4 separate regions of the Homo sapiens genome follow, and all the other regions are linked to region 1. A link is a loop called in an ENCODE intact Hi-C map of the cell type or tissue named here. Cell type or tissue: A673. All regions are shown on one strand. Region 1 overlaps F9 (coagulation factor IX). Region 2 has its middle 140 kb from the start of F9. Region 3 has its middle 63 kb from the start of FGF13-AS1. Region 4 has its middle 45 kb from the start of FGF13-AS1.

Region 1 (8,000 bases):
TGTAGGTGAGCTGTTTGCAAGAGCCACAAGGGAAAGGGGAAGACAACTTCTTTGTGGACTTAAGGGTGAAAGTTGCAAGCAGGCAAGACGATTCTGACCTCCATTAAGAAAGCCCTTTCCAACCAACAACCACTGGGTTGGTTACGCAGGTTGGGCAGCATTGGGAGCAAATGTTGATTGAACAAATGTTTGTCGGAATTGTTGACTTAAAGAGCTGTTCTGTCACTGGGGACAGCAGCGGCTAGATAGCCCCATTCAGGGAGAGGGCATTTGTTCACCTGGCCAGAGATCAGAGCAGGCTAAGGGACTGCTGGGATCCTGTCCAGCTTTGAGACCCTACAGAGCCATGTTCACCTAGCACGTATCCCGTCTGCGGTCACGCTCATTTCTTACCTTATTCCAGGGCTTTCACCTCAGCTTGCCAGGCTGGAGCCAAGGGCCAACGCAGCCGCGCCTTGTTCGCGATGGTAGCTTCCCAGGAGCCCCCTATGGTTCCGGAACGGCGCTGCCGGCCCCATCCTGTTTGCTACCTCCTAAAGCCAAAGGCACTGGCGGGCCGGGCCAGCTTCTAAAGTCGCGCAAGGTTAGAAGGTTCCGGACAGGAACGGCGTGAGGCCAATGGAAGGAGGTACTTCAGTTTCCCTCCAGATGCCCAGCGATGGGCTCAGAGCTCCTTGAGAACTCGGGAAAGGAAGCAGGGTCTCTGAAGAAATACTTCAGGAGTAGAAAGAGGAAGCTAGAGGGTTAAATGCACTACACAGGAACAGAAATGAGTTTTTCTTAGAGTTAGTATATGTCTAGAGGTGTAGTAAACTAAAACAAGTCTTGAATTGCATACCGCCACGTAGGGAAGAAATGAAAACCTTTGAATATTAGTGAAAAAAGGGAAACTGCAACGCCTGTATTACTAGATAGCTTTCATCAACAGCTCAAAACCGACAGATTTAAAGAAGCAACACCGCATTTTGGCTTTCTAAAGCTTTAATTTGGTTTGGATCCCATGCCCATGACCCTGCCAGCTGACAATTCTAAGCATGCGCAAACTGGCCCCAAAAATTCCTCCCACATTTCCGAAGAACTATTTGGCCCTTTATGTGAAGTACCTGGTTTTTCCATTTTCTGTTTTACCATAGGCCTCAGTTCGGTGTGTGGCGTATTTATTCTACATTTAACAATTTGAAGATCATTCTATTAGATTAAAAAAAAAGAATACAATGGAAGCCAAGTGATTAAGCTTTCCTTATGCTTATATTAAGTTGTAGCATATGCATTTACCGATAGTTAACCGTATTAACCTACAGAAAATGTCCAGGGAAATGGTCTATTTCTTATTCTATTTTTGACCTAAAGAAAATCTTTAAAATGTCTTAGCATTTTCCCCAGTCTCCATCCACTTTCCTCAGCTTTGGCCTGAAGCTATCTTTAAAGGTACCCTGTACAGCTCTTGCCCTGTACAGCTAGCTACAGAGATTCAATCCTTTCTGTTCGATTAGGACACATCTCAGTGGCAGATAACATGCAAAGTTATTATATGTATGAACCAGAACTTGTTTTTCCTTAGGGGCCAGGATGTTACACTAAGGTCTTAAGACTATAGTAATATCTTCACTTGAAAAAGCCCTCTATTATTCCTATCTCAGATGATAAAAATTCAATTAAGAGAAATAAGAACGTGACATGTGTAATCGCACCTGGCTCTACAAAGCTAGTCTGGACAGACATTTAAACAATTATCCTCTAAGATTATTTGATGAAATGCATTTCAATGACTAGTTAACCATTAAAAACCAAAGTGAGCATCCCATCTGTTCCCAGTCAAATGACCTAGAGCAAAGGACTAGGCAAACCACATCTGTGGGCATAGCAAGCTGTACATCACAAACAAATGAATTTGCTTTGTATATGAGTGAGAGCAAACACTCTTTATTGTACAACTTGGGTGGGTAAGTAGGGAGAATAATGGTTTTACTGAAATCGCAGGTAACGGTTACGTTGGAGTTAAAGGTTAGGAAGAAAACCAAAGGGTAAGAGCTGTTGTTCTGGGCTGGCATTGTCAATGAAGAGCATAAATTCAGATGTGAATGTATATTTTGTAGAAGCATGTGTGTTGTTGGTTTTTGTGTATGTGTGAGTCTGAAAGAGGGAAAACAGGCTCCCATTAGACTATGACTAACAAAAATGTTTGACAGATTATAACTCAGATGTCTTACTCAGAGCATATGCCTTCCCATTTTCCCCATTATTCCCCAACATGATGTCTTTAAGAACTTGTCCTTGACCGAGCAGACATCTCATACCCCAAATAGCTAATATTTTGATAGCTATGATCCTGAACGGCCAAACATTCCAAAACCAAGTAGTTTGTAATATCTTTAAATGCAAATATATTTTAGGCCTTTTCCTTGGCAAGGATGTTTGGTCAGGGGTTGGCAAAAATAATGCTCTTCAGACTTAAAAGAACACAACCATATTTCTTAGCCATCCACCAGAAAGTAGTAGAAGCTCCAGGAAGCAAGTCTTTGTCAGGAGTCAGACTAGCTACATCATAATCTCTCTGCCCAGGGGCTGTGGATGTCATCCATCCTGGCCTAACTAGCCTACTGAGCTGAGAGATGTCCAATTTCCCCCCAATACACTAACCAGAGGAGAAGGACCGTGATATCATTGCATGTGAATTCTTAATTCCAATTGCTTAAACAAATATGTTCAGTTGTAACTATCAATACCAGTATATAACAGTGTTGGCCAAGTTTTATTGATGCTGACAATCAATTGGAGTTACAGCCAGACACATGGTCTTATGACCGGCGTACTTACGCAGGGCTTTGCACTGAGACAGGTCGTGCATCTGAGGTTTACTGCTTTGCATTTTTGTTTTGTAACTGAAGTCTGATGAGACAGCCAGAGCATGTGCTACCTAGGGACTTGAATCCCTGCAGCCCCATTTCACTTCTCACCACCTTCCGGGGTGGTTTCTCGACCTCCCACTCCCCTACCACCTGGTGCCTTAGCCAGCCCTGGCTCTCCCTCCAAACACCTGCCCAATGAGCACTGCCACCCCATGGTGCCCAGACATGCTCTCCCTCCTCATCCCTACCTAGCTACCATTGCCACTCCCCTCCCCCAGCGGGGACATGGGCATAGGAGCAGGGAGAGTTAAGGTTGGTCAGGTGCACGTGCCCTATGCTATCTTGGAAGGGGGCTTGGCCATGTGGCATCTCTGGACCAAGAATGCGCCACAGCACATTTGGAGGGTGAATGGTGGGGGCACACCCCTTGTCCACCTCTATTTCAGGCATGGAACACATCCTGGCATGAAAGTTGCAGTCCCTTGGGAATCACCTCTCCACCTTGATTGCCACAGTAGGCCAGTGACAAGGGAAGATTGACACATCATCCCCTGCTGGGGCCCAGTGTCCTGTGGCTGGCAGGCAGGGGATCCTAAGGACATGTGGGTGTTAAATTGTAGGGTGCACTTCCTGGGCACCTTTGAGGGTCTGCACTGCCCCAGCAAATATCCCCATGCTAGAAGGAGCAAAATATTAAATGGCAAATTTTAAAAATGTAACAAGATGGGTTGCAAAAGAGACTACAGAGGAAAGCAAAAGTTTTGTATTTTAGTATCTTCCATGGCACTTTTCTTCCTAGCTTTTGAACAAGGGGCCCCACATTTTTATTTCTCACTGAGCCCCACAAAGTATGTAGCCATTCCTGCCCGGAGTGAGGACTTTTAAAACATAAAGATTATCAAGTCTTGGAAATTCTGATTCAGTAGATATATAACAGGTCTCAAACTTAATTATGTAAAGAATATTCTGGAGAGCTTCCTTTTACCCAGTCCCACCCACCAAATATTCTGATAAATTAAGCTTCGATTAGCCCCCAGATCTGCATTTTATAAGGATCCCCAGATGATTCTACTGCAATTGGTCCACAGACCATGCCTGGACCGAATTTGGGTGCTTAGGAGCACAAATTCTGGAGCCGGGCAGACTTGAGTTTGCTTCCTAGCTTTACCAACTGATCTCAGGGGAGTTAATGTTTACCTCTAAACTTTAGCTCATGCATCTATAAATAAATATATTAATATCATGTCATAAGGATATTATGTTGTATTAAATGTCTTTAAAACACCACAATGATTAGCCCAAAGTAAACACTCAATAAATGTTCAAAAATTTAGGAAAATTGTTAAGACTGGGTTGTATGCACACTGGTGTTTATTATATTATGTAGTTTTTTCTGTATTTTTACAACATTTCAGAATTAAAAGCAACAGCTAGAAAAAGAGGGAAATGGCCGGGTGCAGTGGCTCACGCCTGTAATCCCAGCACTTTGGGAGGCCAAGGCGGGCGGATCACGAGGTTGAGAGATCGAGACCATCCTGGCCAACATGGTGAAACCCCATCTCTACTAAAAATACAAAAATTAACTGGGCATGGTGGCATGCGCCTGTAGTCCCAGGAGAATTGCTTGAACCTGGGAGGCGGAGGTTGCAGTGAGCCAAGATCTCACCACTGCTCTCCAGCCTGGTGACAGGGCAAGACTCCGTCAAAAAAAAAAAAGAGAGGGAGAGCCAGAGTATGAAAAAGGAAGTCAGAGCCCTTTAATGAGTCAGCTTTGTAGGTCTCCAGGTAGGAGGCTAGTGCTTCAGTGTCTAGGACATAGTAGGTGTTCAGTAAATTAAATTCAGGACAAAAAGAACATGCCCCAAGGACCATCTGATATCCACTTAAAGTGATGGACTACCTCGTTTCCCTTGTTTATGAATGGGTTCATGCCTAAGACTGTGTGCACTTTAATACAAGGGCAGTCGTTCAGAACTAGTCAGGTCCTGAAAAGGATTTACCAAATGTTGAGTGTGCCCTCTAGTGTTCACACTTCCCAGCTTTCTTCCTATAAAGGTGGATCAAGGCACTTGCTTACAACTGGAACTGAAATCCTCCAAGTCGATCTAGACATTGAGATGGAGAAAATATTCATTGTCGACTGTAATTATGCAACGAATATCCAGTTGAGATAATGGACTTGCCTCTTATCTAATAATACCCAGGCTCAATGCGTCACTGCTTTGTCCACTTTGCCCAAAATTCAAGCACAGCTAAGTTGATATTTTAGGACAAAGGCAGCTTACTATCCAGCCAGAGGGGAGTAGAATATGGTTAAGAGAGAGTGGAAAGAATGAATGAGCCCTGCTATTCCTCACTGCCTGGATGGCTATAAGCACAGCCCTTATGGAGGCCTTAGGTCTTGCTTCATAATATTCCAGTTTGAAAAGGGTTTGAAAAGACCTCCTAGAAAAATCAGTAGTTTTTCTCTTTTGAGTAACATGTAGCAAAAAAAATTTCATCATGTAGGTACAGGGAACACCCTAATAACTATTAATCTCAAGGAGTCAAGCCAGTGTGTTTCCTAATGTATCTGCTGTATCCCCATGAAGCAAATTTTGCCATCAGAGAAACTGACTCATGGGGAAAAAATCCAAGGACCTCAAATCACCAAAAGAAGCCATTCCTCAGATTTGCCTAAGCTTAAGCTTCCCTGTCTCTCATTGTGTGTTGCTTTCAATGCAGTTACATAAATGGCTTTTTTGTTTATGCACCAAAAACACTAATTCATCTGCAAAGCTCACATTTCCAGAAACATTCCATTTCTGCCAGCACCTAGAAGCCAATATTTTGCCTATTCCTGTAACCAGCACACATATTTATTTTTTTCTAGATCAAATGTATTATGCAGTAAGAGTCTTAATTTTGTTTTCACAGGTTGTTTTGAATGGTAAAGTTGATGCATTCTGTGGAGGCTCTATCGTTAATGAAAAATGGATTGTAACTGCTGCCCACTGTGTTGAAACTGGTGTTAAAATTACAGTTGTCGCAGGTAAATACACAGAAAGAATAATAATCTGCAGCACCACTAGCTCTTTAATATGATTGGTACACCATATTTTACTAAGGTCTAATAAAATTGTTGTTGAATAAATTGGGCTAAAGGCAGAAGGGTCATAATTTCAGAACCCACGTCGCACCGTCCTCCAAGCATCCATAGTTCTTTTGATATACCCCTATTATCACTCATTTCAGTGAGGTACAATTAGTTCTTGATGTAGCCATTTCCATACCAGAAGGCCTTCCCAAAAATCAGTGTCATGTCACCGATCCTTTTATCTCTGGTGCTTGGCACAACCTGTAGCAGGTCCTCAGAAAACAAACATTTGAATTAATGGCCAAATGAGTTTGTGCTCAAAAAAGGGGTGAGGATACTTGAAATTTGGAAAATCTAGGATAATTCATGACTAGTGGATTCATTATCACCAATGAAAGGCTTATAACAGCATGAGTGAACAGAACCATCTCTATGATAGTCCTGAATGGCTTTTTGGTCTGAAAAATATGCATTGGCTCTCATTACATTTAACCAAAATTATCACAATATAAGAATGAGATCTTTAACATTGCCAATTAGGTCAGTGGTCCCAAGTAGTCACTTAGAAAATCTGTGTATGTGAAATACTGTTTGTGACTTAAAATGAAATTTATTTTTAATAGGTGAACATAATATTGAGGAGACAGAACATACAGAGCAAAAGCGAAATGTGATTCGAATTATTCCTCACCACAACTACAATGCAGCTATTAATAAGTACAACCATGACATTGCCCTTCTGGAACTGGACGAACCCTTAGTGCTAAACAGCTACGTTACACCTATTTGCATTGCTGACAAGGAATACACGAACATCTTCCTCAAATTTGGATCTGGCTATGTAAGTGGCTGGGGAAGAGTCTTCCACAAAGGGAGATCAGCTTTAGTTCTTCAGTACCTTAGAGTTCCACTTGTTGACCGAGCCACATGTCTTCGATCTACAAAGTTCACCATCTATAACAACATGTTCTGTGCTGGCTTCCATGAAGGAGGTAGAGATTCATGTCAAGGAGATAGTGGGGGACCCCATGTTACTGAAGTGGAAGGGACCAGTTTCTTAACTGGAATTATTAGCTGGGGTGAAGAGTGTGCAATGAAAGGCAAATATGGAATATATACCAAGGTATCCCGGTATGTCAACTGGATTAAGGAAAAAACAAAGCTCACTTAATGAAAGATGGATTTCCAAGGTTAATTCATTGGAATTGAAAATTAACAGGGCCTCTCACTAACTAATCACTTTCCCATCTTTTGTTAGATTTGAATATATACATTCTATGATCATTGCTTTTTCTCTTTACAGGGGAGAATTTCATATTTTACCTGAGCAAATTGATTAGAAAATGGAACCACTAGAGGAATATAATGTGTTAGGAAATTACAGTCATTTCTAAGGGCCCAGCCCTTGACAAAATTGTGAAGTTAAATTCTCCACTCTGTCCATCAGATACTATGGTTCTCCACTATGGCAACTAACTCACTCAATTTTCCCTCCTTAGCAGCATTCCATCTTCCCGATCTTCTTTGCTTCTCCAACCAAAACATCAATGTTTATTAGTTCTGTATACAGTACAGGATCTTTGGTCTACTCTATCACAAGGCCAGTACCACACTCATGAAGAAAGAACACAGGAGTAGCTGAGAGGCTAAAACTCATCAAAAACACTACTCCTTTTCCTCTACCCTATTCCTCAATCTTTTACCTTTTCCAAATCCCAATCCCCAAATCAGTTTTTCTCTTTCTTACTCCCTCTCTCCCTTTTACCCTCCATGGTCGTTAAAGGAGAGATGGGGAGCATCATTCTGTTATACTTCTGTACACAGTTATACATGTCTATCAAACCCAGACTTGCTTCCGTAGTGGAGACTTGCTTTTCAGAACATAGGGATGAAGTAAGGTGCCTGAAAAGTTTGGGGGAAAAGTTTCTTTCAGAGAGTTAAGTTATTTTATATATATAATATATATATAAAATATATAATATACAATATAAATATATAGTGTGTGTGTATGCGTGTGTGTAGACACACACGCATACACACATATAATGGAAGCAATAAGCCATTCTAAGAGCTTG
Region 2 (8,000 bases), 170 kb before region 1:
AAGCCATAGGCTCTATCCTTAGCACACTACATGTAAGTATTTACATACACATATACATGCAATTTTGCATAGTTCCTGGGCTTTACAGTCCCCTCCATAAAACCTGTCCATCGAGCCCAGATTAAGAATCTGTGTTCCAATGCAGTTTTTTCCTTTTAAAGATAACAAAGCTGAGGATCAGGACCTATCTAAAAAGCAGAAAACTTAAAAAAGAAACTAAAGATATAAGATTTAAGAGAAGACCTTACCTGAGGAAAAAAACACTATGAATAAACTTTGAGATAGTAACCATTTTACAATCTATACGTATCTCATAACATCATGTTGTAAACCTCAAATATACACAACAAAATGTATCTACAACACAGGAAATCAAAGTAATAAAAACTCTGACATACAAAAAATAATTCTATGGAAATTAATAAGAGAATCTGAAGATTTCTAGTTCAACAAACTTGGCTCCTGGCTTTTCTAGAATCATGTGTAGGCAACAATTATTACTGTTATTGCTGTAGACTCAGTTGTTTAGTCTGAAAACATATGATCTTATGTTTTTGGGTCCCATATTTCTGCAATAAATATTTATTGAGCTCCTAAAAATAATTATATAAAAACTTCAGATAATATTATGAGTAAAATAGTTAAAAATAAATAAGTAAAATAAACTTTGAGAGTCAAGAGTCATTACTAAAATGTGGGACTTGCATCTGTAAATGGAATATTTTAAGGGATATATCTAGAGAAGAACAAAGACCTTTCTACCTGCTAAATTTATTATAAGTTCTCTTACTTCACACAGTCATATATATTTTAATAAATCTACACCTGCCTTTCTGTTAGTGTTTTGAAACTGCACACATCAGTCAAATAATATTTTTTCCCATTCTAAGGAAAGCTTACAAAGGAACTGTTTCTTTTCTTGTCTGTCCGTCTGTTTGCTTGTGGAAATAAATTTAGTGTGGACCCACTAATACATAGAAAGATTCTCCTAACTCTTGCAGTTAAGCATCTTGAAATGCCAAATGAAGATTTTCACGTTGACCAAACCCTGGCCGTTTCCACATTGTCTGCTTTGGAATGGTTTCCCTTGGGTATCATTTTTTTTTTTTTAGAGTTAGCTTAGGAGTGTTTCCTGCAGTGACTGATATAGAACCATGTAGCTTGAGACCAAGCAGTTACTGTAAATATATCATCTGTAATTCTCTCAAATCCCATTTATCCACAGAGTCATGTGAAGACTAGAACTAAACATTGACACCCGGAAGACGCATACCCTATAGGTTTCCACAAATCTCTTTTTCCTTCAGTACAATAAATCCACCGAGCTATGATATGTCCTGTAAACCTTAAACCAAACGTTGTCATCCTGAAGGGTGAGCACAGTTCCCAGTGAGAATATTGATGCTAACAGATTGAATGCCATGGAAACTGAGAAAGACCTAATTTAAACAGAAACCATTGCTATTTATTTATTTATTTAGATCAGTCTTCTAAACTCAGAGTGAGCAAGAGTTTGAGGGCTTCCAAAAATAAGATTCATAATATTTAAAACCAGTTGTGTTTTTCTGAATGTAGGGCAATGAATACTAAATTTTCTTTGCCATTTACTTCTTCCTTGCAGTGAATCAAGAAAAGACTTCATGACTATAAAATTCTTGAGGTTGGGCTTGAAAATTTTGTAGCAATTGGCAAAAATGTGTAGAGTTCCCAATCTTCACCTGCAGAATCATATACTTGTACAGCTGAAAGTCTTCTTGGAACCAGTTCAGAGATTATTTAATCAAGTTAAAGATTATTTTACTATACTACTGATAAACATGCCTGCTCACTTTTCTCCAGGGGTATGACATAGCCAGATGAATGTTGGTTTCACTTTCATTCATTTGAACAAAAGGGTGATTTGGTCCACAACATAATTAGCAAGAGTAGAATCAGTTGACTGGGGGGAAAATGGCTCAATTTTCACCTGGGGAAATGATAAATTACTAGGGGGCAATAGGCTGTGAAACCCAGAGTGCCGTGGAGATGAGAGCCAAACTCCTCCTGCTACTTCATGGGGTCCATGGTAAGGCCTGGTTGCCAGTCAAAGGATAGTTCTTAGATGCCACCTACTGAGTCTCCCCACAAAAATGGACAAACAACAATCAGACTGGTGAAGAAGCAAATCTAGGCATCTTCTGGGATCTTCTGAGAGTCTTATATTGTGGCCAAGCAGTCTCCACATAGCTTAGTGTTTAACATATGAACTATGAAGCTAGACAAAGCTAGGTGTGAATCCTGAGTCTGCAACTACTTGCCATGTGACCCTGGACAAGTTATTTAATATACCTGTGCCTCAGTTTACTCGTCTTTAAAATAAGATAGTGAAACCTACCTTGGAAGACTGCATTGAGAATTAAATAAAATAATATAACTGTGGCAATGAATCCTTAGTTGCCTCAAAAGTTGAGCATGTAAGCATATATCATGTTACAATGGCTGACCTGGAATAGGGAACTCAAAGTACCTATTATTTTTTCTGCTTTTTAGCACTGGGTTTCAAACTTTTCTTAGCAGCTAAGAACACTTAACAGATCATGGGACACAAGTCAAAGCTCAGTAGCGGTTTTACTCACTTCCACTTCCAGGTAACAACCTTACAATAAATTACCCTTTCCCAAGCCTCAGTTTCCTCATTTATATGATGAAGGGGTTAGATCATCTCTAGGGGCCCTTTCAGCTTTGGTATTCTAGGTTCCTGTGGTTTTATATCTAGAGACATAAACATGTAGAAACATTGTGTTCTTGAGATTTTTAAAGAAGTGATAGAGACAAAGATGAGGGGGAGAATTATTGGGAGTAGTGACGAGTTCAACCCTTAGGAATTCAAAGTGAAAGAGAAAAGAGTTACAGAATTCCCATAGGCTCTTCTAGGCAGGGAGTAAGGAAGCAGGTGTATGAGAGTTAATGACCTGACCTCGATCAGTTTCAGTGAAGACAAGAGATGATTGTTGGAGTGGGATATTTACCTCTCTCCCCTCCTCTCACCCACAGACATGGGAGACTCCTACAACTCATAGCCCTGGGGCCACTTGTGCCCTACTGAACATTTATAGACTAGGACCATGGACTAATGAAATCTGGCTATGGCCAGGTGTTTGTTACAGAAGAAACTGTGATCCATGCACCAGGGCCAATTTGAATGCAAATTTACCCACTGTAGGTCTTGGCATGAAGTAAGAAACAGATTTGTTTCAATCGAACAGTCTTTCTATTTGCAATCATACCACTGTGTGCTGTGATCCTATTAGTTATGACAAGCAAAGCAGCTCTGTGGGGCTGACTGCCTCCTTCCATGTGCACACACACATGCAACCTCCACGGAACACTCAGACTGGTATCATGGAGGCAGTAGGTGGCAGTCCTCTACTTTGTAACTCAGAAAGAGTTCAGGGATTGGAGGCTGTCTTCTGCTGAAGCAAAACTGTGGTCCTGAATATTTCTTGAAAAACCACTGTCTATTTTAAGGTTGATGGAAGGAATCAGATCTGCTCTTCACCAAGAGTAGGGCAGAAACCCTAGTTAATCCGCTAATGGGAGGCAACATAGTATGGTGGATAAGAGCATGGTTTCTGGAGACAAATTGCCTGAGTTTTCTTCCCAACTCTGCCATTTATCAGCTGTGTGACACTGGGCAAATTATTTAACATCACTGTGCCTCAGTTTCCTCCTAATGTAAAGTGAAAGTAATAGTAGAGCCTACCTCACAGGGTTGTTGAGAAAATCAAATGAATTAATATATATAAAGAAGTTATGACAGTGCCTAGCAGAATAAGTGCTATATAATTGTTTATTAAACAAAATAATCTTTATATGTTTGGCACTGTCTAAATTATCTCAAAGTCAATATTAATTTAGCTGTTTTTCTCCTTTATTAAAAATCTGCAGCCTACTTACAGAGCACAAGTACTAATGGCCAAAATCAGTAGAGAGGGTTTTAAATAGCTTCACATTACTTTGAAATCCAAATTATAAATCCAGAAAGATGCATCTCACATAAGACACTTGTGTTAGTTAGGGTAGGATAACTTCCAGGACAAAAAGATCCAATATATACAACTGGCTCAAACACAATAGTTTACTTCTCACTCATTAGAAGCCCACATGGATGCTCCTGTTAGGCAGACAGCTGTCTTCTAAATGGAGAATTAGGGACCCAGGCTCCTTCTACCGATGGTTCCATCATCTTCAACACGTGGTTTCCCAGGTCAATATGCTCCTCTGCAGCAGGTCAGTAAAAAGGAAAACTTTGGGACTTCTCTACATGTATGTTTTTGTGATAGGTTTAATTCATACAAATTCCCCTTCCCTTTCTCCTTGAATTCTAGTTAGGGATCAGCCATTCCAAAATAGGTCAGATGAAACAATTCCCGGCAGCACTTGTCAGTCCCATGGAGCCAGGCTTTGATGATGTGAGCCAATTCCAGCATCTCTTGGAAGCTGAGAATTTAAGCATGAACTGTTGATGTCACCCACTCTTTACTGAGTGGCAAATGGCCAAGCTCAGTAACTCCAAAAATTATCCTTTCCTGGATGAAGAGCAACAGTTTCTGATGCTTTGTGTTTCTTCTTATAAAGATTCAAAAGTAAGGCTGGAAATGAATTCAAAGCAAAGCTCTTTTCAGATCTTCACTTTGATAGATAATATGAATATAAATTGTTTAAAAGCAGAAATGAAATCTTCCAATAATGATTTTAAAATTCTCCTGGTGTGATAAGATGTGTTTCACCATTAGGTATGCTGTGGGTTTGAGGACTGATCTAGTTTGAACATAGATCAGAGGCATGGGCACATCTGAAATGTAGAGCCTGGTTCTCATGCAAAACAGAACAATGATGTGAATGTGTGTGTGTGTGTGTGTGTGTGTGTGTGTGTGTGTGTGTGTTTGCATATGTGTATGAATGTGTGTAGGTATGTATGTTTATGTGTTTGTACATATGTATATGAGTATGTATGTATATTGTGTAGGTATATGTATAGGCATGTGCCTGTATCTGTGTATGTGTATATATGTGTATATGTATATGTGTTTATACGAGCACGTGCATCAGCATGTGTGAACATGCATTTGTGTCTGTATGTTGGCATACGTATGTGCATGTGTGTATGCCAATGTATGCCTATGCATCTGTGTATGCATGTTTGTTGTGTGTGTGTTTGTATATACATATATACGTATGTATATTTTGGCATGTACGTATGTATATGTGTATACGTATGTATGTATGTATATGTTAATATGTGTGTATTTGTATATGTATTTGTATATGTGTGTATTTTATGTTAGTGCATTGCATGTTTACATATGCATATGTGCATGTGTATATGTGTGTGTGCATAGGTATACATGTATTTAAATGTATTTGTAAGTTTGTATGCATGTTTCCTTGTGTATGTGTGTTTGCATACCTGTGAATATGTGTGCAAGTATATATATGTGTATATGCTGTGAATGTGTGTATATTTATAGGTTTGTGTTTGCTTGTATAAATGGATCTACATATTTTCATGTGTAAGTATGCATGTTTTCATGTGTACTCATCTGTGTATGTGTATATGTATGTGAGCATTTATGTGTATACATATGTATATATTATATATACATGCACACACAAACACATGGAACAAGTTTCAAAAACAATATTTCCATCTCCAACATTCAATGCATTCACATTTTTTTATTCATTGCTGTCTCATTAATAAAATATCCAGGTCATGACTACATATTTATCATCATCTATTAATGGGTTGCAACCACAGTGTGGAAAATACTGGTAGGATATAGTAATAGCAAATGTTTGTTAAGCACTGGCTATATGCCAAGCATTTTGCATATATTATTTCATTTAACACTCATAAAAATCTGATGAGGTAGGCACTGTTATTAGTTCCACTTTATGGATGAAACAGCAAAGTCATAAAAGGGTTGATTAACATGCCACAGCCAGAATTAACAAGTTCATCGTGGTTCCTAAGCAGAGCCAGAATTTGAAGAAAACAGTGTGGTTCCAATGCCCTAGCTCATAACCAATAGCCTACAATGTTCTGCCATCCATTTGTAAAGAGGCCTCTCTAATCCCCTTGTCTATGGTCCTTGTTAAAAGCATATTCCTCCCCCACACCTCCCTACTCTATTTTCCCACCTCCAGTGCCTGCTACAGGGGCCATAGCTGCCAGCCTCCATAACTTTGGCTACAATTACTCAAGAGAATGTGGCACTGCTTTCTGAGTCGATGGGCACAGATGTCATGGAACCAGATGCAGCTGTAAGATATAGTCATTAATCTTCAGCAAGTTTCATTACTATGATTTTTCCAGTAATAATGCTTCCCAAGTCTTTGGGCCCTAGTCAATCACAGGAATTGGGAGATGGGCCCCAGCAAATCAAATTGACTGAAATTTCCTGGCATGTCTGAATGAATTATGGGCATAAATCTATGGCTTTCATCACCTTTATGAGTCTTGTTTTGACATCTACTAAATGAAGATAACAATAACTGCAACCTTTATTAAGCCCTCCTTGCTGATTTCTGTTAATTTTCATACTTGACAACTGTCAACTGTTCTTTTTGTTCTTGTCTTTGTTGTTGTTGTTGTTTTGTTGTTGTTGTTGTGTGTGTGTGCATGATTGCTTTCTGCTTTTCATCTCCCTAACTAGATCATAAGCAACTCAAGGCCTAAATCATCCATCTCATTTCCTGATTGTTCCCCAGCCAGCTGAGGGAAGTGCTCTGCATACAAATGCTCCAGTGCAGCTGTGCCTCCTTTGCTCATGTACTGAGCTCCTATCCTGTGCCTGGCACTGTGCTAGAACCTGTGGATACAGAGAGCCAAAAACACATAGCCCCTGCTATTAAGGAGCTGTGATGGTTAATACTGAGTGCCAACTTGATTGGATTGAAGGATACAAAGTATTGATCCTGGGTGTGTCTGTGAGAGTGTTGCCAAAGGAGATTAACATTTGAGTTAACGGGCTGGGAAAGGCAGACCTACCCTTAATCTGGGTGGGCAAAATCTAATCAGCTGCCAGCACAGCTAGAATATAAGCAAGTAGAAAAATGTGAAAAGGGAGATTGGCCTAGCTTCCCAGCCTACATCTTTCTCCCATGCTGGTTGCTTCCTGCCCTTGAACATCAGACTCCAAATTCTTCAGTGTTGGAGCTCAGACTGGTTCTCCTTGTTTCTCAACTTGCAGACAGCCTATTGTGGGACCCTGTGATCATGTGAGTTAATACTTTATATATATATATACACACATATATATATTCCATTAGTTCTGTCTCTCTAAGAACTCTGACTAATACAGATTTTGGTACCAGGAGTGGTTCTAGACGAACAGAATATTAAGGATGGTTTTAGGGTTTCTGGAGTTGGTTGCTTAATATGATTATACCCCAAAATGCAAAGGACTCTACTTCTCATAGTATGGAAAATACTGATAGTCCTTGGTGTGAACTGTTTAGAGAGTTATGCAAAATAAATGCATTTGACACTCCTGATTCATCGCTCATGAGAGGCAAGGAGTTTACTGACTCTTTTCATAATACCTTTGACCACATGTGTTCAGTGGACAACATGATGAAAGAAAATGATGAACTCAGGGATTTTATCTCCCGGCTTTAGAAGCAGATACTGAGCCTCACATCTGCTAAGATTGCCCTGAGTGAGAGTCTTATCTCCTGTAGAGAAAGCACTGAAGTTGTGGAAAAGCAGACACAAGCTCTTATCATGCGAGTGGCTGACCTGCAACGAAAGGTGCATGCACAGCCTTGCCAGGTGCCTACTGTTAAAGTGAGGGCATTGATTGGAAAAGAATGGGACCATGCAACTTGGAATGGGGATGTCTGGGAGGACTCTGATGAAGCTGGGGATGCTGAGTTTGTAAACTCTGATGAAACTTTTTTTTGCCGGAAGAAGCAGCTTCCCCATCCCCAGTAGTAGTAACACCCCCTCCCCGACC
Region 3 (8,000 bases), 780 kb before region 1:
CTCCTGCTTAAATTATTATGTAAGTTGGTTGTACTCAGCTGATAACCCATTCACCAAATCAGACATCTGCTACTCATTTGTTTCTAAGGAAGTGAAGACAATTCGGCAGGATTCCCACTATGATGAAACAAGTTAAAATTGGTCTTACTGCTGTAACTCAATTATGTAATCTGGAAATTATAATTAGTATATAGGTTTGCCAGATGAAATATAGGGTGCCAATTTAAATTTGAATTTCAGATAAATGATACATTTTTTAGTACAAGTCTGTCCCATGCAATATTTGGGATCAACTTATACTAAAATTGTTTTGTTGTTGTTTCTCTGAAGTCAAATTTAACTGGCTGGCCTCTATTTTTGTTTGCTACATCTGAAAACCCAACATGTGATACCCCTGCAACAGCTAAACAGGGAAGATTTTCCTGGTACTTCCCCTCCAGAAAAAGGTATATTTGGGGTAGTAATTAATAGAGACACATGAGAACGCTCTCCGGTCATTCCCTGACTGCAAGATAGAGTATACAAGGAAAAGAATACAGTCATGATTCTGGAAGATAAAGAAGCTCTTCTTGCAGAAAAAAAAGGAGGAAACTCAGTTTAGAAGGATTTAGAACACCAAGGTGTCACTGCTAAATTCTGTACAGACTGTGATAACAAATCCATTTGAAGTGAAAAAGAGTGCCTTCATTTTTGCTGTTGATTTGTTAGGTTTTGTTCTCTCTGCTTTAAGAGAGCATATAAATTTATTTTTTCTTTAAAATGAAGTTTTTAAAATATTACATTGAGGAGAATAAAAATATTTATATACAAGGATTTCATAAAAGCAAATATTAAGATACATATGTGTATATATATATATATATATATATATATATATATATATATAGTAAAATCATCTCTATAGTGGGACAAATGAACATATCCATCACCATGTCGTATACCTTAAATATGCACAAAATTTATTTTAAAATTAATATACTGAATGTAAAAAATAAAATAAGATTTCAACTGGAAAAAAAGCAAGAATTAAACGTGATAATGCATATTAGGCATGTAAACATGCCTAAACATTAGGCTAAATGTTCCAGAAATTAGACTTGTTAATATTATCATCTTTATTGTTGTTATGATTTCTACATCTGGAGCAATCTAATATGAGCTTCCTTTCTTTTAGCACATAACAGGAGGACTGTTATGTGCTTATGTGTTATGTCCCCTTAGAAAAGGGGACACCCGTACCTTGAACTTTACCCTCAAGGCTGTGTTTGTGCTCTCAAATTATGGCACACTCAACAGCAAATGTTTTACCCAGATACAATTTTGATGCCATTTGTCTTCATTCCTTATATATTTTGTATGTGAGTTCTTCAATCCATGCTGTTTTCATCCATTTTTTTAAACATTGGCATTGGGCAAACTTTGCTGAGTTTTGTTAGTGAGTTGCAAAGATTGGCAGAGGTTGTACGTTACTTTCCATTCAAAGGCACGTTCTGCTAACAAGATTATGAATTAGAAACCTGAACTCTACCATAAGATGATTCACCATGGTTTAGGCCAAGCCACTTTTTCTTTTACCTCTGGGACCTATTTAATAGGCCATTAGCTTTGAAAACCGTCAAAATCCAGGAAGTACCCTAAGTATAAACAGATCCTACATAAAGCTGGTGTTACCTTTCATATGATTAGCTCCTGATAGCAATCTGGACAAGTATCATTCATTGAGTCTTGCTGGCATAACTAGCTATAAAAGTATCTATAGTGGGCTCAAATCATAGTAGCATAGAAGAATATTTCTGCACTATTGACCGAACTAACTGGTGTGTCAGTTTTTAAGTTCAAGTTGATGGCTGGTCTATATTTAGTAAAAAAAAAAAAATAAAAATATATAAATAATATATTTAAAAATGCCCTCATTGAGAAATGATAGAGGTGATTGAATGAATGATCAGCAAAAGCAAATGATAGTTGCCACATAAAATTAAAAGAGGCATCAGGATTCCAGGAGGGAAGTCAATTCAAATACAGCCATGAAATCAGTTAGTCCACCCATATGGCCTGTGACCCCACAATGTATAGTGTGCCTGGGAATCCATCCTGATGCACAGTGCTGCTCCTTCCAGTGGGGTCACTTGCAGCCCTTCCAGAAAAATGCTGATCTCACTGGGTCCTCAGAGGACAAAGGAGCAAAGGTGGACTTGACAATGGGTGAAGTTGATGAGCTTTCCAGATTTCAGTGATCAAGTCACAGGGAGTGCAAACATGTCATTATTCCCACTTGGACGTTTTTACAACATAGTAAACACTCATGACTACAGCCCATCATGATCCCACTCTGAAATACTGAATTTGGATCTCCAGACTCAAATGATGAATGTTATCCATGTTTCATAAAGTCATGCTACAATATGTTGTCAGGTGGTTAAGGCATTAAAAACAAAGTGAAATTTTAGCCGTTCTTAGTCCATAGCAGTTAATTTTACAGTTTTACTTCTTAGCTGTCAATACCTTTGCCATGGCACAAAATTAATTTATGATTAAAAAATTTATTAGAGAATAATTTTCAAGGAGGGGTGATTTTACAACTTGGGGACAAAGAGCATTCAGCATCAACCAAGTATCCACAGAATAGGCCTAAGGTACTATATGCCAGCAATGCAGCATGCCTTTGCCCTTACCTTATGTAGCTTCTGTCCAGCTATTTCAGCTGATTTTGTTAAAGCCAACCGAGAACAGGTTTTGCCTTCACAAATATACACGTGAATAGATACAAATAATCTAAGTCTTGGCTTATCTTCTCCATAACTTGATACAAGCCCCCATGAGCCATTCATTCCAATGACAACAGTCTTACTGTCCTCTGTCCTTTCATTGTCCCATGCTTTTGCCTGTAAAGCTCTTGCCTCAGGCCCAGATTTACAAAAATGATGATCTAGTAGAAAAAAGTAGGTAAGGGTATTCCTACCCATTCTTCACAGGAACTGGGAAAAATAGGAACTCAATAAATAAATTATTGGCAACGTTTTCAAAAGAAAAAACGAATAATGAAATTTAACTCAGCTTACAAAACACAACTCTAATACTTCTGCAGGAATAGAGGTGATGATGGTAATGATGATGATGATGATGACTGATGATGGTGACGAAGACAGCTAAAACTTATACACAACTTGCTATGCATGAGGAATTATTCCAAGTACTTTGGAACTCACTTAACCCTTGCTTCAATCATATGAGGTGGGCAGTATGTGATCTCACTTGATATATGAGGAAACTGAGGAATAGAAAAGCATAGCACTTTGGCCAAAGTCACCCATCTAGTAAGTAGTGAAATTAACATTCAAACTGAGAGAGTTTGGTGCCAGAGTCCTTGCTCTTACCCACCATTCCAAACCATTATGCTTTCCTAGACCTCTCATAGCACCTCCACAAAATTTGGCTTAACTCCACACTGTTGGCACTTAACAGAAATTATTAAAATAGAAGGCATGGTATCTAAGTGCCCACTTCCACACCAAATGGTAAGATTCCTAAAGGCAAGGCCCATGTATTATTTGTCCCTGTATCATCTAGGGCCTACTACAATATCCTGACCTATCATATACCCAGAATAAATTAAGTGAACTGATTTAAAATATTAGGCCAATCCATAAGAAACTGACATTGTTATAGGTCAAAATAGTTGATTGTCAGCAATTTATTTTCATTAAACTTAATAGAATATGGACAACACCCACCTGCTCCGAAGCTACCCATATTCTTCATGCTCTTTGTTTTTCTTATTTTTAAAATGTTTATTTATTTATTTGAGACAGGGTCTTGCTCTGCCACCCAGGCTGGGGTGCAGTGGTGCAATCTTGGCTCACTGCAACCTCCACCTCCAAGGTTCAAGTGATTCTTGTGCCTCAGCCTCCCAAGTAGCTGGGATTTCAGGCATGCGCCATCACGCTGGCTTATTTTTGTATTTTTTATAGAGATGGAGTTTTGCCATGTTGGCCAGGCTGGTCTTGAACTTCTGACCTCAAGTGATCCACCCTTTTTCTCCTCCCAAAGTGCTGGGATTACAGGCATGAGTCACTGTGCCCCAGCTCTTCGTGTTCTTTGAATGATTTATTAATTTGCAGCACATTGATAATCAGGAAGAGAAAAATACCATTAGAAAGTTTACTCACCTACTACTGATAAGGCCAGGACAAGAAAAAGTTCATAGTTCTTGATTTCTTAATGCAAATATTTTATTCTTCATTTTCCTTTATGGTAGGTACATAATAATGACTTGGGGTGTCTACAACACCATTTTTAAAGGTCTCCAAATCGCAATGGACAGTGCGTCAAACATTTTATCAAGGTGATGTTTAAATTAACAAAGTCTCCATCCAATTCTTATCTCGTCTCTCATTTATTCATTTAATTCTGCAAGTAATTTTCAAGCATTTCTTGCAGACCAGGACTCGGGAGATACTAAAAAAATATAACCCAGTTCTCACTGGCGACTCTTAAGTGGTAATGATATATCACTCCACAAGATGGCACTAATTCTTCTTTGTATTCCTTTCCCATCGTGATAGAAGATCCTACGATTTTTCTGCTGTCACAGAATACATAGAAGCATGACTTCTGTTTTGCAATTTATGCAGCTGACTGCCCATATTAACATATTCCAGACACTTGAGTCCATTTGGCTTTCTCAGGGACTTTCAAATGTTACTTTGGGAGAGGGTGTATATTATAGCATGGAGATATGTTGTGATGTGAGGGAGTTGAAACCTTTTCCTATTGCCGGTCTCTACCCTGGAGGAGCACTCAGACTTCAAGAAAAGGAGGGCAGAAAGCTGCATACAACATAGCAAAATGTATGCTAAGGCTGGAGAAGCTCAGTGGGCCTTGGGCACTTGCCTAAAGCTTCCCAGGGAAATAGATGCTCCAACTGCATCTTGGAGTTCCTCATATGCAGCTTCCCCATCCCTACTATTTCTACCAAGACTGATATTATGTATTTGTGCCCACTGTCACCTAGACCCTCTCTGACAAAAACATGGGATTGGCAAATTGTGACCTATGATTTTACTTCAAGAAAATATCCTAAGCCTGCAAAGAATACTTTTGAAAATCATAGTAACACTGAATGTTATATACCAGGCAGTTTGCTGCACACATTGTAGAGCTTATCTTATTTAATATCTCGTAAGAACCTTACGAGATATTTTTGCCTACATAACAAACACTTATACCATATTAAATGCATTTTCAAATATTAACTCACTTCAATTAACCATCATAACGGTCCTATGAGGATATATGCTGTTTTAATTTCCATTTTGTGGGAAACTGAGGCACACAGGGATTTAAGTGATATGCCAAAGGCCTCACAACTGGTAAGAAGTGCAACTGGGGTTCATAACCAAAAATGTAAAACATCGAGTTTGGGCTCTTATGTTGCCTCTCTGTTTCACAGGAAAGTAAGTAGATTCATCGGCTAAGAATGTCCTCAAATTCCTGCTACCAAACCTATAAACCTATCTGAATATGCATCTTCTTTCCTCTCTGTCCTTTGCTAATACTTATATCCTCATCTGTGTTCTGAGTTCTTTTCTCTAAGCACTTTTTGGGACCTCGCTCTGTTGACTCTCCTCTCCCTCTCTTTGCTTCCCATTTTAGGCCTTTAAACTACAATCAGATGTCTGGTCCAGACAAGATGGTGTAGATGTATTTCTCCCTGCTCCTCTGCCCAAAGTATTAATACAAATATGAACCCTGGGAATAATGCAAGCAACAACTAGAGGAAAACTCTGTAAGGTGGTAAAAGGCTGGCTAACTGGTTTAGGATCCCAGTATTGGATAAATAGCACAGTAGCAGGGTGTCTTATGATCCTCCCCCTATCCAACAGAACAAGGTGACACAGACCCAGCATTTCCTGATCCCTGACAGAACAGCAGATGGCAGCCCAGGTAGGCTTGCTTCTTTACTGGATCAAATGGTAATTCCTCTCACAATATCAGGTGAACCTGGGAATGGCAGCAAGGGGACATGATTGGGAGCCCTACTAATAATAAGTAGCCAGGGGAAGCACTCTCCTTCCCTGACAGCCCAGGACTCTCTTCCCTTACTGTGAAACACCAGGCAGCCAGGCAGTACTGGCAATGGGTATCCTGCCCCAACAAGCAGACCTTGTCCAAAAAGGTTTTTTGTTTCTACGGACCTGACACTCTCTCCCATTTTGAGAGACATCAGGTATCCAGGAAACAGCAACCAGGGGATTTCTACCACAAGAGGGTGCCCTGTACGTGAAGCATTTTTGTCCCAACAAAGGAGAAAAAAGGACCCAAGAATCCCTTCTTCTGCCAGAGGATGCTGGAGCAGGTGGGTGGAAATGATGGGAAAGGCCCAGCCACGACAAGTGGCCTACCAAGGAAGGTTCTTTATTTCTGTGGGCCTGGGAAAACCCTGTCTGCTCCCTCAGGCAGCACAAGCAAGGACCAGTGGGAGTTCCCAAGGCACCAGATAAACCATGCCGACCAAAATAGCACCGCGAAAGCTCTAAAAATATTAAACTGCCATTGTAGCCTCAACTCACAAAGTAGGCCAGAACCTTGACGCCAAATCTCAATGGAGTGACTTCTTGCTAAAAATACAAGATTTAGATAGGATCCATAGTCTCCCAATATATTAGCCAAAATGTCCAGGACACAAACAAAAATATCACCTGTCATACCAAGATCCAGGAAACGCAAAACATAAATGAAAAAAAAAAAGATACTCAGTTCATAATAACATTGAGATGACTTAGATGTTAGCATTACCTGATTGATAAGGATTTTAAAGCAGCTATCATAAAAATGTTTAAACAGCAATAACTTATTGAAAAGGTGGGGGTAGGAGCCAAGATGGCCGAATAGGAACAGCTCCGGTCTACAGCTCCCAGCCTGAGCGACGCAGAAGACAGGTGATTTCTGCATTTCCATCTGAGGTACCGGGTTCATCTCACTAGGGAGTGCCAGACAGTGGTATTTCTCAAAAGAAAACATACAAATGGCACAGATATATGAAAAGGTGCTTAACATAATTATCAGAGAAATGCTAATCAACACTATAATGAGATATTACCACATCCCAGTTAAAATGGCTTACATCCAAAGTGGAGACAAGATGGCCGAATAGGAACAGCTCCGGTCTACAGCTCCCAGCATGAGGGAGGCAGAAGACAGGTGATTTCTGCACTTCCATCTGAGGTACCGGGTTCATCTCACTAGGGAGTGCCAGAAAGTGGGTGCAGGACAGTGGGTGCAGCACACCGTGCGCGAGCCGAAGCAGGGCGAGGTATTGCCTCCCTCAGGAAGCTCAAGGGGTCAGGGAGTTCCCTTTCCTAGTCAAAGAAAGGGGTGACAGACCGCACCTGGAAAATCGGGTCTCTCCCACGCTAACACTGCGCTTTTCCGACAGGCTTAAAAAACGGCACACCGGGAGAATATATCCCGCACCTGGCTCGGAGGGTGCTAGGCCCACGGAGTCTCGCTGATTGCTAGCACAACACTCTGAGATCAAACAGCAAGGCGGCAGCCAGGCTGGGGGAGGGGCGCCCGCCATTGCCCAGGCTTGATTAGGTAAACAAAGCAGCCCGGAAGCTCGAACTGGGTGGAGCCCACCACAGCTCAAGGAGGCCTGCCTGCCTCTGTAGGCTCCACCTCTGGGGGCAGGGCACAGACAAACAAAAAGACAGCAGTAACCTCTGCAGACTTAAATGTCCCTGTCTGACAGCTTTGAAGAGAGTAGTGGTTCTTCCAGCACGAGCTGGAGATCTGAGAACAGGCAGACTGCCTCCTCAAGTGGGTCCCTGACTCCTGACCCCAGAGCAGCCTAACTGGGAGGCACCCCCAGCAGGGGCACACTGACACCTCACACTGCAGGGTACTCCAACAGACCTGCAGCTGAGGTTCCTGTCTGTTAGAAGGAAAACTAACAAACAGAAAGGACATCCACACCAAAAACCCATCTGTACATCACC
Region 4 (8,000 bases), 800 kb before region 1:
AAAACGTAGCAAATATATAGAAATTTATTGTACTGGTAGAAACAAAGTAACAGTTCCAAAAGTGGTTTCCCATTTTCATGGCTATGAGCTACACTTTGGATTTTTAGCGTACAGACATCAGGATAGATCTGATTAATCAACTTTCTACCTTATCAGTGTACTGGAGTTCTGAAAGAGACTAATTCAGTTGAAAATAAACAATGTCAATCTATAAGATTCATGAGATGAGTGTATAAATGCTGTAACCTTCCCAACCTCTTCAGTTTTGTGGCCAAATCTGGTAAATTTCTGAGTGTAAGACTGAACTCTGTGAAAGTAGATGTTTCTTTTATGAAATGCCTCAAGTTAAGCCAAGAGGAACTCTCAGTGGTATAATATGGAGACAGGATTGAGATGTGTCCTGGCTGACTACACTTGACAGTTAACAAGAATAGTTCTAGTCTACTAAATGGCAGCATTCTTGTTGACTTAATCAAAATTGATCTGATGCTAGGCTTCTAATGATGCTCTTTTGTTTGAATAAAGCTGATTGATCTCTTTACTGAACTGGTTGTGTCTTACTGCTCTCTAAATAGCTAACAGGTTGTTCTTCATTATGGTTATCAACAACAACAAAAAAATCACACTACCAGCACATAAATGGGTTTCTGATCATGGGACTCACAACTGACAAAATGCCAAGGCCTCTGATCATAGTGGTAACAAATAGTTTCCAAGTAGAATCAACTTTATCAGCATTTAATACACACAGGTTACTAATACACAGTCTTAACTGGAATTTTGAGTAGAAGGCATCTTCTTGTGTTTCTTCTTATCAAGGAGTGTGCGAAATATATGTAAATGTTGATGTTTTGCTCGAGACTGGAGAATTTCCAGTAAAATGGATGTGACATAATTCAGTGTATGCATATAAAGTGCACTAAAATGGAGGCTCCATAAGGACATGAATATTTGTTTGATTCCCTGTTATGTCCTCAGTTCCTTATATAACACCCAATGCACATTTTTTGAAAAAATAAATGGATATGAGTATCACAAAGAGTGTCCATTTGATTACCTTGACTCCCTCACCTTCTCTTGGGCATACCAAACTACTTTCAGCTTCATGAGTAAGTCAGGCTCTCTCTCCCACTAGGCTTTTGCATCTTTTGCTGCTGCCATTGGGAATCTTAATTTCCAGAATACTAGCCCCACTCACATTACTTCACCAGTCTCAGGACCTGAGACTTCTGTCCTTAGAAAGGACTGCTTCAACATTTGGCCCTTGGCTGGTGTCTGGGAACTTGGCTGGCAAAAGTTCTTTACACTGATACAAAACTTGCTAAATGGTAAAAGTGCCTCACTATGTTTAAATAGTTTTGCACAAACAATGTGGTTTATGCCAAACCCCTACCTGTTTCCCTTCTGGGCATCTAGAATTTTGGTACATCCCAGGCAGAAGATGCCTATGTGATCAGTCCCCAGCAAAAACCGTAGGCACTGATTCTCTAATGAGCTTCTCTGGTAGACAATATTTCATGTGTGCTGTCATACTTGTTGCTGGGGAAAATAAGCACGTCCTGTGTGATTGCACTGGGAGCGGACTCTTGGAAGTCTGTGTGTAGTTTCCTCCAGACTTCTCTCCATGCACCTTTCCCCTTTGTTAATTTTGCTGTGTGTCCTATTGCTGTAATAAATCTTAGCCAGGAGCATGACTATGTGCTGAGCCCAACAAGTTCCAGAGTGAATCATCAAACCTGGGGGTGATCTTAGAAGCCTCCAACATATCTTTTACTATACACTCATCACATTTCATGAAATAAACAAGTAGCCTCAGATTCAATCTAGACAGTAAGTTTTATGAGGGCAGTAATCTTCCTGGTTTCACTCACCACCATATCCCTAGCACCTAACTCCATGCCTTGCACATTGTGGATATTAAAAATACTATTGGAATTCAGGAATCAATCAATCAATAAACCAACCAGAGAATTCTCTATAGGGAATTAAGTTAATCAAAGTCTATACTTACAAACCAATTGTTAATAGTTAGAGGAATGGTTATAAACTCAATATTGGTTTTGATTTTTACACTTCAAGGTCCAACAATTTCTTGTGGAATACATGTCTAAACTTATAATAAGAACTAATTCAAAAATATGATCTAATGCATTCAGCTTTTTCTTTCTCACATTTAGCCTAGTATGTGGCCTGCATAAGGCAATAAACATGGTTATTAAATAACAAATACATGAAAATATATAGCAAGTTCAAACTCTATAATGAAATTACATTAGTTTATTCTCAGAATAAGAAATCACCCTGAACTGTGAAACACCATTCATTAGCAAGTCATCACAAACTTGCATTTCTTTTCTGCAAAACTTGTTGTTTGACAAGAACTCCAAGCTTCTTGCTCTAACCCATTATTGTAATGATGGGGAGACAAAGGTTCAGAGAGGAAAAGAATCAGGGCTCTCTGATAACTGTATGCAGTGTGTTATGGATTGAATTGTGTCCTCACAAAATTCATAGGTTGAAATACCCCCAATACCTCACAATGTGACTATATTTGGAGATAAGGTCTTTATAGAGGTGATTAAGTTAAAATGAGGCTGTTAGGATGGGCTCTACTTCAATCTGATTGGTGTCCTTATAAGAAGAAGATATTAGGACATACAAAGAGACACCAGGGATGCATGCACAAAGAAACGTCTGTCTGAGAACACAAGGAAAAGGTGTCCATCTGTAAGCCAAGGAGAGAGGCCTCAGAAGAAACCAAACCTTGAACTTGGACTTCTAGCCTCCAGAACTGTGAGAAAATAAGTTAGTGTTGTTTAAGTCACCCCGTATTTTGTTATGGCAGCTCTAGCAAACTAACAAAAGGAGTTTCTCATCCTCCAGATGAAAACCTTTGCTACAATTCCTGTCAAACCAGAGAAAAGAGAAGGCAGCTGGCAGTCAAGGATTCCAGAAGCCCTGGGCAGTTTCTCCCTCTCTCCAGCTGTCCAGTCAAATTTCAGGCTGGAGAAGCCAAACTAGTCACTGGGAACTGCGGTGGGGGTGGGAGGAGTCTGCCTGGGCAGCCAGTTTGAAGCAGGACTGCTGTGTGCTGGCTATTAGCAGGCAGGCTCCTGGAGATGGCAGCATTAGCTAATGATTGCTCCTTCAGGCAGGACAGCTGCCTTTCTGCTTTTTTCCATAGCAATTTGTGGCCAGGGAAGGCTAAGCAACGGGCCCAAATAAAGCAAGGACCCTTGCCAGTGCCATATGTTTCTAACTGAAATGGGGAGCCCTAGAAATGCTTTTAGAAATAACCATTTGCTCTTAGCTAATTGCAATTCCCCTACCCCAGCCCTTTGTCAGACCGCAGCCTTCAGGAATACCAGGCTGCCTGGGGGACAATTGTACATTACATTGTCAGTCTGGGGTGTAAATTTCCCACTCCAGTCATCCTGTTGAACTCACAGTTCTGTCCCTCCTCCTAATCCTCCTTCCCCAACATGCCATCCATATTTCTGGCTCCAGGTGATGTCCACTATATACTCCATCTGGAACACCCTCCTTCTTTCTCTTGATCTAATTCCAGTCCTTTACCTACTTCCAAGCTGAATTATACCTCTGTTATCTGTGAAGCCTTCCTTGGGCACCACAAGCTGCAGTAAGGCTTCTTTTCCTGAAGTGTAATGGTGCATAGTGACAAGGGACCTATACTGGAGCCACATCGAAGGAGTTGAGCAAAAGGTACACAGAGGCAGGGGATGGGTGCGATGAGAAACAACCCTGTCTGTGCACCTAGTATGCCATTTACTGGCTTGGTACCTAATCCCATGCTGCCTGAGGAACATACCTAGCATCCTGGTTTGACTCTTGGTCACATTACATATCATGTGCATTGATCACTACTGCCTCAGGGTTTTCCCTGCCAACCTCACCCCTTTCCCACCTCCCCACCCTTTGAGCATCACCTATAGTGTATGTCGCTGAATTCCAAGTGGCATGCAATTTTCTGCATGCCACTTGGCATATTCTCCCAAGTGGCTTGCAATTTTCTGAACTTGGTGCTGAATAGACATTTAGAGGTGAATTCAAATCCAGCATGGAACCTCTGTGAATTTCCAAGAAACTCTAAAAACAACTATTTTGCTGTGTTTTCTGCCATCCTTAAAATGTCAGTCAAAGGCCTGAAGGAAGAGCTAGCTGCTCTGTGAATTTTTTTTCTCTGTGAATTTTTTTTTCTGTGCCTAGAAATGTGTGTGAACCAATAGTGAGCTGGCAGTATATGAGACATGGCAACGGAGCACAGGAAGGAAGACACCAAAAAATGCCCAACACAGGATCTCTGACCTTGAATTGTTTAGACGAATAAGGAAGACAATATACTGAGTGCTACAATGAGGGACAGGCAAGGAGATGTGGGACCATCAGGAAGGCAGAAAGGAATAGAAAATGAGGAAAGTTTACTGAGAACCTACTATACACCAGATTCTGTGACAGCTGCTTTACATGGATGATCTACTTCAGTTCCTTTAGCAACCCTGTGAATTGGTAGTATTATTACATCCATGTCTGACAAAACGAAAATCAAGGATAATTGAGTTGCCCAGAGCTGCACATCAAAAAAGTAGTAAGGGTAGGAATTGAACTCAGGTCAATTGTACTTCAGGGACTGTACTGTTAGTCACTGTGCTGAACTAGCACATGCAGTACTGAAATTCAGCTCTAAATCTGTGGCAAGTTAACTTTTACTAGGCGGGAATAAGGAAGCTGTGTCTGCTCCTCAAAGTCAAGTTGGAAGGGGAGAAACAAATGCAGGGGAAGCCAGAGTGATCCCTAAATGTCCCTACTACTACACTTCTTCCTCCCATCTGAGCTCAGGGAACCTAGTCCTCTCCTCCTCCCTCAATGTACATACCGGGGGAATGTACTCTGGGGAAGAGAAAAGGACCTGTCATGTGTTCACACAGCATGTCTCCTGATGCTCAGTGCACTTCCCTTGCACCCAGGTTTTAGTCCCAGAATGTTACCTTCTCAAAGCAAGGACCGTACATTTCTATGCATGGTCTTTTCCAGACACATCCCAGCTAGAGCAATCAACAGCCAAGACCTCAGCAACCGGACCACTGAAACTGACAAGAAAAACACAGCAAGTTCCTAGGTCCTCATGCTTGGCATTGCAGCTCTCCACTCATCTCTGCTCTGGATCTTCGACCCTCTCTTCTCAGTGACCACTAGCTAGTGGTTGAGATGAGTCCAATCTGGCTCCTCTCACACAGGAAATGCAAGGCCCTTGGCATACCATGTGTCCCCTCCTTAAACTGCTTGGCTCCTGCAGCCTACCCTGAAGCTTTCTGGTCCCCCAGCTCTTTTTGCTTTTCAGCAAAAAAAGAGTTTTGATTACAAAAACTGTCAGAAGTAAGAAAATTTATCCTTGTTAAAGGACACAGCCAAAATCAATATATACATTCTATTCCATATAACAGTCATTTCATTTATGCTAATTAAATAACAGCTCCACAATCAATTATTTGGCTATTTACTAATGGAAAATAATGAAAGCGACTCATGTGAATAAATTCATGCTCCTCCTTTTAATCATTTTAGGATGGTCTGCACACATTTTAATACAAAAGTGCTCACATTCCAGGTTTGCCGGAACAGCAGGCAGGTCCTTTCCTTGAACGACAACTCCTTAAGGCCAACAGGGTAGCAAAAAGTAATGAGTGGAAGCTGAGAGCGTAAAAATATTTACTGCACATAGTCCACATTTGGTTTCCATTGCAGGTTGGTCTGAGTCATTGCTGGCTTTTGGTTCATAAATTAAAAAAGCAGATTTCTGGGTAATTGCAGATTCCCTGACCAAGGGCTTGGGATGGCATCACGTATCTGACAAAACCACTTTTGCTTCAAGAACTCAACACTCCTAACCTTCTGCAATAGATTGGGAACACTGCATACACCAAGCGAATATTGATGCCCCGACATCTCCTTAGGGCTTATTTCAAACTGGTTGCCTCCCCTGTAAAATGCCATTTATGGCAACTGGCTGAGAGGGAGCTATTTATAGTAAGCAAAGCAGGGCATTGCTCTCCAGACACCTCAAGTGTGCTTTTCTCATCACCTGTTTCTCTGAACAAGCAAACAAGGGAAGAATGAAGTTCTAATGCTGGCTGAGGAGAAAGAAAATATGTGGAGCAGCTACAAAAGATCAGCTTGCTGTTCTCAGGCCCTGGTTTCCAGGGGAGATGCAGTAATCTTTAACCTTCTCAGTGCAGTCCCGCCTGCCTTACTCTGTAGCTGAAGTCTGGCCACTGCATTGTCCCAACTGGCCTACTTCTCAAGTGCAGCATTGGAAAAGTGGAAGGGGTATGGGCTGTGGAATCCAAGAGACCTAAATCCACTCTGCCACTTAGAAGTCATGTGACTTTCGACAATTACATCACCTCTCTTAACTTTAGCTCCTCATCTGTAACTTGGAGCTGTGTAGGCTTGTTGTGAGGCTAGAGCAGTAAAGCAGCTGACACATCATAGGCCTTCTGTAAATGGCAATTGTTACTGTTAATAGTGAAGGTCAAGATCCTATATTTCACCTCTTCTCTATACCTAACGATTAGCACCAGTGATTTTATGAATGAAAACAGCCTTTAATAAACCCTTGCTATATGCCTGGAACTCTGCTGGATGCTATGCATGCCTTGTTGGGGTGTATGAGGATGTAGTGGGGGTAAGTGGGGAGATGATTGTTACAATGAAAGGAGTCCTCTGCTTTCTGAACTCCTGTCACCTTTAGCAACCATTATTAAGCTCAAAGATGTTTGTGCCAGAGTTCCTAAACAATGCACCGTTAACCCAGATCGATGTTATTTATATTGTCGTGCACCTAACACATATTTACCATCTTTCAACAATTCTTTGCAGTCATCCTAAACAGAATAAGTGGAAAGGCACCACTGTGTGGTTTGAATGTCTATGTGTGCATGTACCTGTGTGTGCATACTTGGACCAAAGAGAAAGCAAGGAATAAAATCCCTTTGCAAGTGCTTAAAAAGCAGTTTCTTTCCATTAACCCTCTTCCCCTTCGTTTGAGTTCCAGTGTTCATTCCTAGGGAAAAAGGACCACAAAGCTGACACAAGCCTGCCTCGGTGTTAGCCCCACTTTACAAAGTTAGAGAAGAGAGATTCTGGAACCCACCAAGGTGGGCAGGGGAGGGTGTTGTGGGGAATCTGGCCAAAACAAAGGAAAACATTTACAGACAATTAGTTGCAAGTTAGAAGACTGAGGGCTAGCAGGCTTGCCTTTGTCCATACCACTCCTCCTTATCCACAAAACCCTGTGAAGCTCAGCAAGTTTAACTACTTTGTCCAAGGTCATGTGGCTAGTAAGAGGCATAGCCAGGATTCCACTTCAATGTGAGCTTACTGTCAAGTCCTCCAGCTTTCTTTCCTCTTGTACCATAATGTACCATGAGGACTTTATTGACAGGTCACTGGGTCAACACAGAGCCAGATTAGAATCCATATCTAAACTGTTAACCTAGGTTCTCTAACATCTCACCATAAGAGGTGCCTAGAAAGCTACAAGTGAAAACAAACAAAAAAACAAACCTGGAACAATCAAGTAAGGACAGGTCAAAATGAAAGCTAAACTTTCTCCCAGCTTCTAAGAACATGTGTCTGGTCACAAATTGCATTACATCAGGTACTGGATCAAAATCCAATACTGTCATACTGGATGTAGATTTACATGGATGTAGATACTGGATGTAGATACTGTCATATCATGTAGATTTATGTTCCTCTCCGGCCCTGATCTCAGCAGAATCACCATGTTAAATGTGCCTGAAAGAACTTCAGGGGTTTAATTCAAGTCAACTTAAAAGGCCTTTGACGATACTTTTTTATGGTTCTTGAGATTTAATATTCTCTACAATGCTGCCTGCTCTTTCTCTTGCTTGCCATTCAGATCTTGTTAATGATTACTGATGAATTTCACAAAGGTCACAGACACAATTTTTTACTCT

Evidence for each region. A loop is a pair of places that touch in the nucleus more often than their neighbours do. Peaks named below come from ENCODE experiments on the same cell type or tissue, not always from the same donor. Only the 100,000 strongest peaks of a DNase experiment are listed, where the experiment ranks them.
Region 2: it touches region 1 in a loop (3-fold over the local background); 2 of 110 quality-filtered maps call a loop at or near these places.
Region 3: a loop joins it to region 1, with 7 times the contacts of the local background. A loop is called at or near these places in 49 of 110 quality-filtered maps.
Region 4: it touches region 1 in a loop (8-fold over the local background); 8 of 110 quality-filtered maps call a loop at or near these places.

Annotation. Positions count from the first base shown.
Region 1 is chrX:139,554,976-139,562,975 of GRCh38, forward strand. F9 (coagulation factor IX) reads left to right here. Exons shown (of 8, transcript NM_000133.4): 7 at 5,766-5,880; 8 at 6,549-8,000. The coding sequence ends at 7,096. Among named protein-coding and RNA genes, the nearest start is that of F9, 28 kb to the left of the region's middle. In A673, CTCF peaks have their summits at 4,884 (motif pointing left) and 5,087; a DNase peak (open chromatin) is centred at 4,866; H3K27ac peaks cover 1,140 bases.
Region 2 is chrX:139,389,326-139,397,325 of GRCh38, forward strand. No RefSeq gene overlaps it. Among named protein-coding and RNA genes, the nearest start is that of F9, 140 kb to the right of the region's middle. In A673, a CTCF peak has its summit at 3,371 (motif pointing right); no DNase peak of the experiment used is centred here.
Region 3 is chrX:138,771,173-138,779,172 of GRCh38, forward strand. It overlaps a transcript of FGF13 not described here. Among named protein-coding and RNA genes, the nearest start is that of FGF13-AS1, 63 kb to the left of the region's middle. RefSeq lists an enhancer at 6,642-7,841. In A673, CTCF peaks have their summits at 4,502 (motif pointing right), 4,706 and 6,259 (motif pointing right); DNase peaks (open chromatin) are centred at 89, 1,559 and 4,549; H3K27ac peaks cover 522 bases.
Region 4 is chrX:138,753,338-138,761,337 of GRCh38, forward strand. It overlaps a transcript of FGF13 not described here. Among named protein-coding and RNA genes, the nearest start is that of FGF13-AS1, 45 kb to the left of the region's middle. RefSeq lists an enhancer at 6,991-7,520. In A673, a CTCF peak has its summit at 3,112 (motif pointing right); a DNase peak (open chromatin) is centred at 3,114.